Linked DNA regions of Homo sapiens: region 1 is linked to region 2. A link is a loop called in an ENCODE intact Hi-C map of the cell type or tissue named here. Cell type or tissue: heart right ventricle. All regions are shown on one strand. Links, peaks and the distances in the headings refer to the core of each region. The heading gives the core; the rest is flanking DNA.

Region 1 (7,695 bases), core at 1,614-6,613, 190 kb after region 2:
TCCATGGAACTTGGTTTGTTCTTGGTCTAGTAAGGGTTCAGTTGTATCTTGATGTTTAATCTGCAACTCTGAATTGGTCTTTTGATTGCAAAGAGATTGCTTGCTGGATTTGTTTCTAAATATTTCATGGATAATAGGAGAAACTCACTTACCTGTGTGTTCCTGTAACGTGTTTTTGCCGGGTATTTAAATGGGTGTCTTAGTAAGCCCTTAGCCCACTTTCTGTGTGTGGTGGATTCATTCTAACCATTCTGTTGAGACCAGAGGATGTGGGGTGCTGTCTCCCTAAACTAGGGGGAAATGGCATTATTCTGCCCTCCTCCCTGGGAACGCTGGGGTTTCTGGGTCTCTAACTTGGCTCCCACGCTGGGAGAGTGGCTGTGGCTTCTGGAGCCTGTTTTGTGAGGGACTGACTCCTTCACTTACTTTATTCCACACGGTCTTCGCCGCTTTATGATGCAAGGATGAGGGAGGTGGGCCCGGGGGCCGTGCCTGTGCCTCAAAGGCTCGATGCAGAAAGTCGTTGTTGGAAGGATGTTCCTTGAGGCAGTCTTTTCTACTTTTAACAGAAAAGTAACTATTCACATGGCTCTATTCTGCTAGTGATGTTTCAAAATAATTGATGCAGAGTTACAAAGATGTCGGAGACACCCATGACCCACTCCGGGCTGGGGCCAGGCCTTCTGCTCAGATGCCTTCAGACCACATTCAGATGCCAAAGATTCTTGCTTGGTTATTCTCAAACTTAAGAGAATCTAAAACACAAGCCACGGTGTGGATTTTCTCTTGAGCTCTCATGCCTTTAATTGCTTTGTATTTGGGGAATGAATGACTTCATCAAGGGGAAAGAATTTGAGGAAGCAGCCTCTGAAGCTAGGAGGGGGTGGGGAGGGGTGGCGTGAGGAGCAGAGGGAAGAGGAGCTGTGGGGGGAGGAGCCAGGCTGGGGCCTCTCCCCATGATGCTCCCCTACCCCTGTCGCGAGGCCTCGGACTGAGACTGACTTTCCCACAGGAAATGCATGTGATGATTGCATGTCGGTTTTGTGGGCTGGCCATATGGATTGAGGGAATGTCCATGTTGTGATTCTTCATTGATTTGAAGGTTGGAAAGGTTTGTGCTCAATGCAGGGGTCTCTTGGTGCGATGGGAAATGTGATCGCAGCTGCCCTCGGGGTGGGAAGAGAGGCCCTTGGTGGCCGGTGCCGGCTTTCACCTTCCTGGGTGAGCTGCCCTTGGGGTGGGGAGGGAGGCCCTCGTGGCCCTTGGTGGTGGCCGGTGCCGGCCTTGGCCTCCCCCAGTGAGTGCTGCTCCATCCCTGGTGTCTCCGACTCTTTGCCTGGCACTTTCCTCGTGGGAGGCCGTGATCCATCAGCCTTGTCCACGCGTGTCCTGCAGACTTGTGCTGACTCTGCAGGTCCAGCGGTGGTTAGAGGAGGCCCTCCTAAACGTTTAATGATGGCGCTGCTGAGTGCATGAAGCCACGTCAGCCCCAGAGTCCAGGTAGGGAACCGTGGGGTAGAGGGAAGAGTGGACAGATGGGTGCTTTCCTTGGCCCCTGGGGGCATGGCCAGGTCCACGTTCAGACCTCCTGGTTTCTCCCGTATTTCCATAAATAGCCAGGAAAGGACTCAGGACCCCTAGGACCTCATGGGTGTAAGCTGTGTCCTCGTGTGGCCCCAGCTGTGGCCAGTGACGTTATTCTCTTTAACCTCAAGCTTATTTTGTATAAAAACATGAAGGGACAGAAGTAGTTCAGGAGCCTCTGAAGACTTACGTAATTGTTAGTAGGCCTACTTTTATGATTTCTTACGTATTAAGAGCAAATCATGAAACAAACTCATTTCTGTTTGAAGGAATCTTTACTGTTCTCATTTTTGTGGCAAGTGACATTGATTCTTTGCATAGTGACAGCGTTAGTGCACTCCTGCCCAGCCCTGCTGCCCAGCGTGTCCTCGGCACACACCTCTGTCCATTGGTCTCCATTCACCAGGTCTCCATTCACCTTTCCACCTAGAATTGTAGGGGGGCACTGGGATATTGGGGCTAGAAGGAAACTCTGAAGACCACTTCTAGGGGCAGCTTAGTCAGGGCTCTCCAGAGAGACAGAGCCAGCCCGGTGTGTGTGTGTCCAGGGGGAGGCTTGCTGCAGGGGCTACGGAGGCCAAGAAGCCCCAGGACCCACTGCCTGCAACCTGGAGGCCTGGGAGGGTGTGGCTCAAAGGCTTGAGAAGCGGAGGGTGCAGATCCCACCCAGGTCTGAGGAGCTGAGACCCAGGAGCACCGGGGGCAGAAGACGGATGCCACTGGCCTGCAGCCAGACAGGTGGAGCGAGCCCAGCCTTCCCCGCCTTGCTGTTTTACTCGAGCCCTGGAGCCCTGGGTGGACAGGGTGGTGCCCCCTACACTGGCGAGGATGGGTCTCCACTTAGTCTCCACTCAGTCCAGAGGCAAACACACATCTCACACAGAAATAATGCAGAACCAGCCACCTGGGCACCCCGGGGCCCACTCAGGTCGATACACAAAACCAATGCCACGTGTGGCCCTCATGTCTGCATGTTCGCGTCACTATGCGCATTGCTCAGTCATCGCCTTGGTGAGCTTGAAAGCTCATTGTGTGGTTCTGGGTGTCTTTGTCCTGGGCAGTGGTGGTGATGACAGGCTCCCCACCACCCCAGCTCAGGCACAGGTGATGCCACCAATGGCTCCTTATTTCTCAGACGCTTGAGCCGGGTGCTCTGTGAAGCCAGTTCCACTTCCCGCAGCATCTGTTCCCTATGCCGATTCCATTCACAGTATGTGCCTTCCTTCCTTGGGGTGCAGCCTTCTGTCAGGGAGGAACTGTGTCCTATTCACCTACGTCTCCTGTGATGTATCTCATGGCTGAATAAGTACCTATAGGATACCTCGGTGGCAGAATGATAGGTTCATTGGAAGGAAAACTTAATACTTTTTTTTTTTTTTTTTTTTTTTTTTTTTTGAGATGGAGTTTCGCACTGGTCGCCCAGGCTGAAGTGCAATGGCATGATCTCGGCTCACTGCAACCTCTCCCTCCCAGGTTCAAGTGATTCTCCTCCTTTAGCCTCCCAAGTAGCTGGGATTACAGGCACCTGCGCCCGGCTAATTTTCGTTAGAGATGGGGTTTCACCATGTTGGCCAGGCTGGTCTTAAAGTCCTGATCTCAGGTGATGCACCCACCTTGGCCACCCAACGTGCTGGGATTACAGGCGTGAGCCACCGCACCCAGCAACTTAATATCATTTTTTATCATTTATAATGGGCTTGTTCAATACTTAGGTTACTTTTATTTTTTAAAACGTTATCTGTGACCTTTCAGCTTTTCATAGCACTTCTCGCGTGAATCTTTAAAAAAGGTCCTTTAGCCGTGGGGAAGGAGTTATCCGTTTGAGCAGAGGGAGGCGGAGGAACAGGCCTTAGTGGGTCTGAGCACAGGCAGTCACCCCAGCCTTGGTGCTTATTTACGTCTGTTTTCCATTCACCATAGCAGTGTCCACTCTTTGTCGGCTTAAAAATAAGCTTTTTCCTCCGCTTTCTAATCAGAACAGTTAGTTTGTTAACCATCCCTTTATCAAGAACGATGGCTGTCAGGCCTCAGATTATGACACAAGTAGTAAGTGCGGCTGACCCTGAACAACATGGGCTTGAGCTTCGAAGGATCATTTACGTTAATTTTTTTTCCCAACCAAACCCTTATTGAAAAAACCTGACTTTGTGGAGGGCCGACATTTCCTACATGCAGCTCCACAGGGTGGGCGCGGGTCCTGCGGACGCGTGGATTTCGGTAAACCCGGGGTGTCCTGGAACCGATGTCCCTGTGTAGATGGAGGGACAACTGGAGCTTTTTAAAAGTTTGTGTCCTGCCTTGTTCTAAAAAGGCTTCAAGGTAGATGCAAAATCATTTCATTCTTTCAGTTCTCTTGGTGGGATATTGATGTTTGTTCTTCAGTGTCTCAAATCCTGAGTGAGAAGAGTTAGTGCTTCAGGGACAAAGCCACAGTCTGGAAACACATATTGAGATACTCACTTTTTCTTCATGGTTTCACAAAAGGTTGTGGTCATATTTTATTCAGTTGAACCATAGGAAACTGCCAATATTTGGCTGTTTTTGGCCTACAAAATGGCAAGTTTGTATATTAAAACCAAAGGCTTCCTGGATGGGGAAAATAGGAACTAATAAGAACCTGAAGTTTTCTGTCATGGCCCACGAGTCACAGGTGAGTAAACCTGCGTGAGGGGACGTTGGCTGTACAGTATTTTCTTTGTTTTGAGACTGTCAGAAAAAGGTCAGTTTGATTCCGTGTGGGCCCTGCGCCTCGCCTTTGCTGCAGAGGGGATTTGCCATTTTACCTCTTGTCCCGAGTGCCCAGGAGGCTGATGCCATGTAGAAGACCTGCGGGTCGGTGGATGTGAACGGGCATCGGACACACTGCACCTTGGGACACATCTGAGAAGTGCGTGCTTTGCACCAGGTCTGCGGTGAGGGCGTGTTCTGTCTCCTCTCCCTTCTCTGGCTTTGCAGGCCTTGGAAGTTGGTCCTGGGAAGTGAAATTAGCTAATGCTAATTAGCTCAAGGTCAAAGCCCGAATCAGGCTCATCATTTCCTGCAGTGTCCACAGCAGCAGGTCGTAAATTCGACATGATCTGAACCCGGAGAGTCGAGATTCCGCCCTGGTTTGCGGCTCGGTTGTGTGTGGTCTTGAGAAAGTGAACATGGGTTTTCTTGACTCTGAGGGGGCCGACGAGACCTGCCCTTCACTAGGGGTGTTGAAGCATTGGGCCTTCCTGTCAGGAAGCAGCCAGGGACTCGAGAAAGCACCACGTGCCCTCCAGTTCCCTTACGTTGAAATGGTTTATACTCAGCCACGTTCCCTTATGTTAAAATGATTTGTACTCAGCCATGTTCTCTTACGTTGAAATGGTCTGTACTCGGCCATGTTCCCTTACGTTGAAATGGTTTGTACTCGGCCATGTTCCCTTACGTTGAAATGGTTTGTACTCGGCCATGTTCCCTTATGTTGAAATGGTTTGTACTCGGCCATGTTCCCTTATGTTGAAATGGTTTGTACTTGGCCATGTTCCCTTATGTTGAAATGGTTTGTACTCGGCCGTGCCAGGTCATTTTGGGAGGTAAGTGGGGAGTTTCATGTGGGGTTGTGCAGTATTCTTAGGTGTCAGGTGTGAGAGTTGAATTTGTAGAAGCTGTGCAGATAGGAAAGGGCCTGGCAGGAGTGCTATTTACATGGAGCTGACTTAACCGAGGTCTGTGCTCTCCCTGGGTCCATGTCTGGCCGTTCTCTCCCAGTCTGCAACGGGACCTTCACGTGACTCAGCACCGTCGGCCCCTCTGTCATCCCACTGCGTAAACGTCTGAGGATCTGTGCACGGCTGCTCTGTTAGTGAGTTGTGATAATGAACTGAGAAACGGTGAACACACCCTGAATTGGTTGGCACTGGTTCCACGGCCAGTTCCGCCGTGGTTGGAGTCATTCATGATAAAGTGTGCTGGACTCCTACACAGAGCTCTGAAATTCAGAGGCCCTTTAACTCGGCAGCTAACCAGCTGCTGCTTTCAGAAGACATTCGAGTCCCCTTTACCTGCCAGGGTGACCCTGGGAATTTGAAGGTGAGTGAGACAAGCTCTCCCTTTCTTGTGGACTTTACTGTCCAGAGGGGAGACGGATGTGGATGGTAAAGGAGGCCCTATCGGAGGTCAGTGCATGTCGGTTTTATTTCTTCAGCACTTGCTGTGTTCAGGTGGTGCCCCAGGCCGTGTGCAGAGCATCTGGGGACCCCGCCCGTGACATCCCAGGCACAGCTAGGATATGTGCCGTCTCCATGCTTGGCCCAGCTTTTGGGGGGAAGTACCGAGGAGGGCCCCTGCCTCTGCTGGAGAGGGTTGGAAGTCAGGGCAGCCTTCCACGAGGAGATGATCGCCAGCTGATTTCTCCAGAAAGGGTGGGGGGGGGGGGGTCCCGCGTGGGCAGAGCAGGGCGGCATGCACAGACCCGGGTGTGGGGTCTGCTGGGAGACAGCGGGGGTGAGGTGTGAAGGCAGTTGGAATTTACAGGATAAATTATCACTAAGGTGATGTTGGGAAAACATATAAAATTGGGACTCTCTGGGGTAAACGTGGACTTAGGGTTACACTGGGCGTGGGTGTTTGCAGGCTCTGAAGTCAGATTTAGGAAAGTGGGGCAGAGCTGAGCCCCAGATGACGATGAGACCACCCCGGGGGGATGTTGAATGAGGCAGGGATGGAAACCCAGTGAGTGTCCTGGGGTTGGTCCTGCAGGAAGGCGGCAGAGGAGACCAGTGCCCTCAAAGGTGTGGGGACTGCCTCTCAGTGCTGGGATTGCAGGCATGAGCCACCGTTCCCGGCCACTACTGGCATAATTTGTAAGCTACTCTCTCATACCCACTCCCATATATATATTTTTAAAACCAGTTTTATGGCTGTATTTCTTCCAAGAGAACCAAACTGTTACCTGTTTGAAGTACAAATAACAGTGACCTCGTGTTTAAAAACCAAAAATGCCATTTTGCACAGAAGTTTCCAAATACCCAGTTGGTTTGAGCCTTGCAGTGTCATACCTGCTCTCAGATTTCTACACGAGCAGGGACGGCTCGTACATCTTCAGGTTTCCATTCTACTAACTTAACTGGAGCTGTATTCTCATGGTATTTATTTTGAAGCTTGTCAAAGGAACAGTTGGGAAAAATTTCACATTTTTAGAATTTTCATAGTAATAGTTATAATTTACAAAGAATTAAAAATAGTGTTGTCATTATTTTGCTTTTTTCTAGATGTGCCTCCAAACAGGGTTGCTAATTAGTTTCTGAATCCCAGGAATTCAGAACCATACCCTTTCTAAGCAGACACCTGTAATCGAGGAATTCCACCTAGTCAGTTCACTTTAAGCATTTTAAAAATATTTTCTTTATGCTAGTTGGTACCTGTGGCTATAGTTTATTTTCACTGCTGAGGAATATTCCATGGTGGGAACAAACCGTCATTCATCTGTTTTCGTATCGATGGACATTTGGATTATTTTGGGAGGGTATGTATGTCTATTCAGCCTTCATTTTTTTCAGGATTTTTTGTAGAAGATAATGTGGTGATATAACATCCGCTGCTACGGAGGCAACATGAGCCCTCATTACAGCCACACAAACTGTCACGCCTTGTTACCAATACACAGAACCATTTTCTTCAGTTGAAACACAGCAGAACCTGAAGTCATCTGAATGGGTCCTCCGATTATTACACTTGGAATTCACTTTATATTAATATGCTTCCTAATTAGCAGAAATATCAATTATACAGAAATGTGAGAATGTCTAATTATACGTTTATAACAGAAAAAAACCTCTTGTTGAATACCCCAGAACACATGGCTATGAATGTGTCTCCCTCATGCCCTACCACTGTTTTCTTCGCTTGAAATGTGAAATGACACTTGAATATGGTTTTCTGGCGACTTAGACTCGCATCGTTCTTCAGAGACAAGATGTAAAGCACATGGAGACTTTCTGCTGTTTGTGGAATGTGATTTCCTGGTCGCCTCATTCAGGCCGCCGCTGTCTTCCCCTCTGGCTGCCTGCACTGTGGGACGTCTGAGGAGAGGTCCCTGTTTCATCCTGTGGAAGTTCTGAAAAGGAAGGAGAGGAGGGTGTG
Region 2 (7,695 bases), core at 1,717-6,716:
CATTGGGTAGGACTGACATTGCGTAGGACCGACATTGCCTAGGACCGACATTGCGTAGGACCGACATTGGGTAGGACCGACATTGCGTAGGTCCAACATTGGGTAGGACTGACATTGCGTAGGACCGACATTGCCTAGGACCGACATTGCGTAGGACCGACATTGGGTAGGACCGACATTGCGTAGGACCGACATTGCCTAGGACCGACATTGCGTAGGACCGACATTGGGTAGGACCGACATTGCGTAGGACCGACATTGGGTAGGACCGACATTGGGTAGGACCGACATTGCGTAGGACCGACATTGGGTAGGACTGACATTGCGTAGGACCGACATTGCCTAGGACCGACATTGCGTAGGACCGACATTGGGTAGGACCGACATTGCGTAGGTCCAACATTGGGTAGGACTGACATTGCGTAGGACCGACATTGCCTAGGACCGACATTGCGTAGGACCGACATTGGGTAGGACGGACATCTTGACGGTATTAGGTCCTCTGATTCTCTATTTAGGTCTTAATGTCACTGTTTCACTTAATTTCAGTGTTTGGTAGTCAACATACTCAAGTCTTACACACCTTTTGTTAAATTTATCTGTAGAGATTTCATATTTTGATGTGATTTTTTCCATTGCTTAACTGTTCATTGCAAGCATATAGAAATATGGTTGGTTTTTTAATATTGAATTTATTTTCCTTCAACTCTCAGAGCTGGTTCCAAGCCTGACTTTTATTCACTGTTGCCTCTGAACACCTGGGTTGAATCTTCTACTCTCTGCATCCTTTGAACTTGTTTAAAATGTGCATGAGCAGCTGTCCCCTGCCCATTTTACGGAGTAGTGAGGGTCGAAGGAGCCCTTTGAGAAGGAAGCATTCTAGGCCTAAAGTACTAAATTGTTTACACAAATATCACAGATCCTGGTCCACCCAGGCCCTAGTGCTCGGCCAGCATTTGGTCCTGTGACAGAGCTGAGCACCAGGGGAAAGTCGGAAGAACTGTTTAAAAATGCTTAATAGCATGGTTCAAAGTTGTGTGCCATTTTTTCCTCAGACTCGTTTACTTTAAGGAAACAAAGCTATAGAGGGTGAGTGCTAGATGGGAAAACCATGGCTGTGGCTCCGTTTTTGAAGTCTGCAACATGTTACACCATTTCTTCTGGTTTCCAGCCCCTTCTCATCCCATTTATGTTTTATTTGGACTGTTTTTGATACACCAGAAATCAGTGACAGCAATAGAACAGCTGTTATCCAGCAGCCCTGACTTAATTTGACACAGCAGTGACTCAGAGTGTGGTCTTTCGGTGCAGCTATCTCCAACAATAAGCATGAAAAGAAACATTAGAGAGCTTTTAAAACACTTTTATTTTTAAGGTTTTTTTTTTTTTTTTTTTTTTCTGAGACACGGTCTTCTTCCATCGCCCAGGCTGGAGCGCGGTGGTGCCATCATGGCTCACTGCAGCCTCCATCTCCCGGGCTCAGTGGATCCTCCCACCTCAGCCTCCCGAGTAACTGGGACTACAGGGGTGCACCATTACACCTGGCTAAAAATTTTAAATATTTAGTAGTGTTCTGTTTTCTAATTCATGTTATTCCCGTGGATGGCCCAGTCCTGAGGGCCACCCCTGCCCAGTGGTGCTCAAGGCTTCACAAGACCTGACCCTTCCCAGTGAACGCTGACTATACTGGGGCCGAGCATTTGACTGCAACACAGCCAGTTCACATGCTGGTAAGCAGCCTGGGACCTATGCTTGTGAGTGAAGACTGGGCCACCAGGTCTGTATTATCAGGTGAACACCCAGAGAGGCACACAGACCCTGTGTGAGCAGACGTCGTGGTGGGAGAGGAAGGGGCCCCACACAGCTGCCCCGCACCCACAACCCTGATGGACAAGCTGTGCCCACCTTTTTGGGAGGACCGACGCCCTGCAGTCTGATCAATACCCGCAGCTCTTGGCCGTTGGCTGTGTCACAGCTGCCTGGAGGCCTGGCCCCTAGATTTCTGATGAAGAACTGACTTTGAGAACTACTGCTCTACAAAGATGACAATCCAGTTTTATTGTTGACATATCACTAGTGAGTCGGCGTGATCTGTTTGGCAACTAGGTGCCTGCACACAGGCACACATACATGCACACCCAGGTAGATGCGCACACATCTGTGCTCACTCAGATGCACACACAGGCACACGTACGTGCACACCCAGGTAGATGCACACACAGGCACATGTACGTGCACACCCAGGTAGATGCACACACAGGCACACATAAGTGCATACACAGGCACAGACATGCACACACAGGCACACACATGTGCACACACAGATGTGAACACATACATGCACACACGCACAAATACATGTACACACACTGGCAGACACAGGAATGCATGCACGCACTCATACATGTACACATACACATGCATGCACACACTCATAGATGTACATAGAGACACAGGTACACATACACGCACACAGGTGCACACATGCACACACATGCACACTCACTGGGCTGGACTGGGGGGCAGGTGTGGGCTTCAGTGCATCTGCATCTGGATCCTCCATAGCTGTTCCTGGCTCCAGGCTTGCCTGTGGCTCAGTGACTCAGAACCACCTGGGAAAACTGTAAAGCTGGGGTGCTCGGCTCCCTGGGGGTCTGGCCTAGCTGGTCCGGTGGCAGGGTTGGAGTGCACTGGGAGCTCTGCGGCAGACCCTGCACAACTCTGTGACTCGCTGGCAACAGGCTCGCCTTGTCTCGACTCCTTGCCTCGACTCCTGCCTGTCCTTCCTTCCTCTGTGAAAGGCACGTCACAGTCCAGTCCTCCTCAAAGTGTGGCCCAATCCGCATCCCCTGGGTGCTGTCAGAGCTGCAGACACCAGGCCCGGCCCTGTGCTCAGGCAAGTCCCTGAGACAGGGATGCGTGGCTGAGACGCCGACAGACACATCTCTTGGAGGCTTTGAGAAGGAGCCGATGGCTGTCCCTAGCAGAGAACGACCCTTCAACCCAGGCAGGAAGCCCATCTGAGACTCCATGTGCTGGACCCCAGTGCCTGTGCTATGGCGTCTCATCACAGACACTAGTGCGCAGGCTGGTGATACAGATGCCGCGGCCAGCCTGGAAGGAGCCGCCTTGGGGACGAAGATACTTCTGAGGACCCCTGGAGGCCTCTTTCTTCCTGGCCCCTGGCTGGCCTCACCCTTAGATGACGGTGCTGGAGGAGGGGAAGTGCAGTGCAGCGGACACAGATGGTGGTCCAGGTAAGAAGCGTCACCCCGACAGTGCCTGGGGGCCCAGCTCAGGGATGCCTGCTGCAGACCACCTTTCCTAGAAGCTCCACCTGAAAGGTTTTTTTTGAGACAGGCTCTGTTGCCCAGGCTGGAGTGCAGTGGCATGATCTTGGCTTACTGCAGCCTCGAACTCCTGGGCTCAAGTGATCCTCCCACCTCAGCCTCCTAAGCAGCTGGGACCACAGGTGCACACCACCATGCCTGGCTAATTATTTTTGTAGTACAGGGTCTTGCCGTCGAACTCCTAGCCTCCCGAAGCACTGGGATTACAGGTGTGAGCTGCCATGCCCAGCCCTGAATGGTTTTTAAGGCGTGCACACACAGTCTTAGAGCTGGATTTTTCCAAAGCCGGCTATTTCAGCCCTGCTCCACGGGCTCGTCAGGTCCCTTTGACTAGGGGTCTGTGGCTGCCAGAAACAGGTTTGGAGGCCGGGACGTGACCTCCTGCTGAGGGCTGACCAGCTTGCTGGGGAGAGACCCGGCAGGGAGACTCACTGGCCCTACAGCTTGCTGGGGAGAGACCCGGCAGGGAGACTCACTGGCCCTACAGCTTTCCCTGCAGCTGGGCCTGGCGCAAAGCAGCTCAGACTTCAGCCTCGCAGGCCACACCCCTCCCCATCGGTGACTGCTGCCCTGAGTGAGGCCGGCACACGGCCCCCTCCTGCGTTGTCTCCAGGTCTCTGTCCACTGATCTCTATCCTGGCAGCCTCTGCCCTGCCTCGCCAGTGCCTGCTGGAGGTCAGGGGGCGGCTGTGGGCCTGGGCACGTGAGGGGCAGTGACTGTGCCCGCTTGGATGTGTGCATGGAGTGGGCAGTGCAGGAGCCCAGCGAACAAGGAGCATGGGGCTGGCATTTGGCCTGGGAGGCCTGGCGCATCTTCCTCTTCCTGCCCTCAGCGCCTCTGCTCCGCTTTCTAGCCATGTCGCACTCGGGGATAAAACCGAGGACATTTGGGGAAATTCTTGGCATCACGTATTGGAAAGGCAAAGGGGTCCCAGGCTCCATCTTCGGGTGCTGTGGCCTGAACTGTGGAGCTCAGACCTCCCCACGCCCCGGTTGCCTCGTGCAGACAATTGGGCCAGGAGGGGGTTCTGCATGCGGCAGATCCAGCCACTGCCAGGGCACCCAGAACCACGCGCGCAGGTTCAGTGTCAGTGCCAGAGAAGCCCGGCCCAGCCGTCCCTGTCCGTGTGGTTGTGGCTTCAGCAGACCTGCCAGTGGCCAGTGCTGCCTCACGAGGGCGTCTGTGGCCAGGCTCACCAGAGACTGGAAAGTTCCCGGAGGACAGGGGGACGGACACCACGCCAGCTGGAGCGATCTTCTGGTGACGAGGCGGCTCCACCATCCAGTGGCAGCTCCTTGATGTTCTTACTGTCATCGTCCCCAAAAATCCCAACAGAATTCCACGTCAGGAAACAAAAAGGAAAGACACACCCGTGGCGAAGGCCCCAGCCCCACCCCCTGCCCAGATAGACAGCCATCGGCGTGCGACAGAGACCCAGGAGAGGCTCCCTTGCCCCCTGCGTCCACACTGGGTGAGCCTGCAGCGCTGGGCAGGGCACCATGGACACCTGGCGAGGAAACGCAGCGGCAACATCTGCCTGCGCAGCCTGTGGCGGGGGCTGGTGTCGAAGGGCGCATGGGCCTTGCAAAGGGGCCCCAGCCAGCGCCCCCTGGCCCCGGAGCAGAGCTCTGCAAGGTAGGACTTCCCCGCGGCCTCCCAGGGCCATGTTTGGTTTTGCTGCCATTCTGGGAAGGCTGTGTGCCTCGCAGTTGTGCTCTGGGCCGAGTTTGTCTTCCTGACCCGTCACAGCAGCCTCAGCACTTTAATCCCGTCCAACGTGGCAACATCAAGGCACGTCCGTCAGGGGGACCTTTGAGCCCAGCGGGGCCAAGCGGCCTCCCAGCTGGAGCGCACAGAGGACAGCCAAGCCGACGTCCCCCTGCCCCAGAGTGGCCTCTGGAGCCAGCGCTGTCTCGGCAAAACATCACCCACCAAGTTATGTTCATGTTGGTTTTTAATTACATTTGTTTTATTTGCGGCTATTCGGCTTTATGGCGGAATACAAGTCAGCAAGAGCTTGTGCCCAGTTTTATTAAGCTGTTTGTACAGCATAAGTAGCCATTAAATCAAAACCCTGGGCAGTGGCAAGACTTTCGTTTCTGTTAAAGAGGGTCTGTGTGTGATTTCAGTCTGAGAAACACTGGGCCCCCGTGCTCCACGGTGACCACCTGCCACACGTGGGTGGTTTGGCAAGAGAAGCCATGTGGTGTTTCCTCCGAGTCCACACCAGGATGATGGTGCGTTAGCGATATGTGGTCAGAGGACACATCACCGTCAGAATTAACCCCGCCCGTCTCACGTTGCTTTTTAATGTGACTCCCAGGAAGCCTAGGATCCCCTGCGCAGCGCGTTCTGTGTATGGAGCAGCAGCACGAGCTGAGGCTCTGCTCCCGGTCCTTCCCTAGACCCCCTGCAGCTGCTGCCACCCTGGGTGCTGACCCTCCAGCCAGGGGTCTCGGCTTGGGCCCTGCAGGAGCGTGTGGCCCGGTCCCATCACCAGCGGGTCTCTGTGTCCAGCTGCACCAGCTCCTTCGGCTGGGGCCCTCCAAGGATGGCTGGGGCTGTGGGCGGCTCCAGGCCGGCTTCTGCCGTGCACCTGGTTTCTAACCCACCCGGAGCCATCCTACTTCCTAAGCTCTGTCCAGCGCCCAGTGGCTGGCCCAGCCTGGGATGAGGAACGTAACGGGGATGTGAGGTCAGTGTGGGGAGAGTGAGGGGCCTCCCAGGGCGGCTCCCACATCCTGCCTGTCCTGGCAGCCTCCCAGCCAGAACTCCTGCGGGGTGAGTCTGAACTTCCATATGGACCTCCGCCTGCTCCCGCCTCTTTGCCATTCAACCCCCGGAATCTGTGAAAAACAAAATAAAACTAAAACCCAACTCTCACCAGGCACGGTGGCTCACGCCTGTAATCCCAGCACTTTGGGAGACCAAGGCAGGTGAATCACTTGAAGTCAGGAGTTTGAGACCAGCCTGGCCAACATGGTGAAACCCTGTCTTTACCAAAAATATAAAAAATTAGCCAGGCGTGGTAGGGCACGCCTATAATCCCAGCTAATTGGGAGGCTGAGGCAGGAGAATCGCTTGAACCCGGGAGGCGGAGCTTGCAGTGAGCCGAGATCGCGCCACTGCACTCCAGCCTGGGCGACAGAGCGAGACTCTGTCTCAAAAAAAAAAAAAAAAAAAAAAAAAAGCACTAGTAGAAGCTGCCACCAGAGAGAGGCTCACATCCAGTTTTCACAGGACGCAAGAACTTTGCAGCAATGGCTGTGATTTCGCCCGTGGCTGGAGGATGTCTCGAGTCTGGACGCTGCCTCGGTGCGTGCAGCCGGGCTGGTGAGCCTGTTTCCCGCAGTCTGTGCTGCGCCCCAGGGATCTAGCAATGGCCGGCACCGTCCCCGCCTGCAGAGGACCTGGCAGCCAGGCAGAGCGCGTGTCAGCCCCAACACCGCAGACACCAGGGATTTGTTTCTGACAATCTGGAGGCTGGAAGTTCCGGGCCAAGGTGCCGGCCGACCTGGTTCCTGGAGCCACCTCGCGCCTTCCCTCTGCACAGGCAGGGAGCACGTGGTGTCTGTTCTTCTCCTGGAGGCCACGGCCCATGGGATCAGGACCCCACACTCCCGGCTCAGTTACCCTAACTACCTCTGAAAAGGCTGCGTCTCCAAATACCACACGTCGAAGCTGAGACTTCAGTGAATGGATTTGGGGGATGCGGTGCTGCCCGTGGCTGCACCTGTGACAGCTGAGGAAGGGACAGGTCTGGGGTCTGAGAGGAGGGCGGGGTGGTTCTGCAGAAAGTGGGGAGGAAGAGGCAGTGCGTTTAGGTAGGGCCTCAAGGAGCAGGTGGACTCGGCCGCGGACAAGGCGAAGTCATCCAGCAAACATGGAGCAGCGTCGTGTGCGGAGACACAGGGACCCTGGTAGCCTGAGGCCTGAGAGCCGGCTGGGGGCAGGCGTGGGGTGTCCACCCAAACGGCTGCACAGAGGGTCTGAGCTGACCCTGAGGGCAGTGGGCAGTGATGTCAGATTTACATTCAAGGCGGTCTCCTGGGAGAAGAGAAAGGCCTGGACCCCGTGCTGGCCACACCCTTACCCGAGACGAGGACCCCCGCCCCACCCCGCCCCCGCACCACAGGCGCCCATGGGAGTCAGCAGAGGCTGGAAGTCGTGGTTGCCTTTGAGCGGGGGAGGGAGGGCGGGGTGGAGGGGCCACGCTTCCCCCTGCATACTTCCCCCTGCATACTTTGGGGTCTTTGGTGCTGTGCACAGTTCTTGCCTATGAAAAGAGTAAAGTAAGTTAGCTGGGTGCAGTGGCTCACACCTGTAATCCCAGCACCTTGGGAG

What was found. Hi-C counts contacts between places; a loop is a spot of excess contacts. Peaks named below come from ENCODE experiments on the same cell type or tissue, not always from the same donor. Only the 100,000 strongest peaks of a DNase experiment are listed, where the experiment ranks them.
Region 1: a loop joins it to region 2, with 2.7 times the contacts of the local background. A loop is called at or near these places in 31 of 110 quality-filtered maps.

What each region holds. Positions count from the first base shown.
Region 1 is chr10:591,781-599,475 of GRCh38, reverse strand. All of the region lies in intron 1 of DIP2C (disco interacting protein 2 homolog C), which reads left to right. Among named protein-coding and RNA genes, the nearest start is that of DIP2C-AS2, 33 kb to the left of the region's middle. In heart right ventricle, for the core only: no CTCF peak of the experiment used is centred there; no DNase peak of the experiment used is centred there; H3K27ac peaks cover 633 bases.
Region 2 is chr10:786,437-794,131 of GRCh38, reverse strand. No RefSeq gene overlaps it. Among named protein-coding and RNA genes, the nearest start is that of DIP2C, 100 kb to the right of the region's middle. RefSeq lists a cis regulatory region at 5,158-5,171 and enhancers at 5,093-5,237, 5,533-6,454. In heart right ventricle, for the core only: a CTCF peak has its summit at 4,529; DNase peaks (open chromatin) are centred at 4,531, 5,001 and 6,021; H3K4me3 peaks cover 1,747 bases.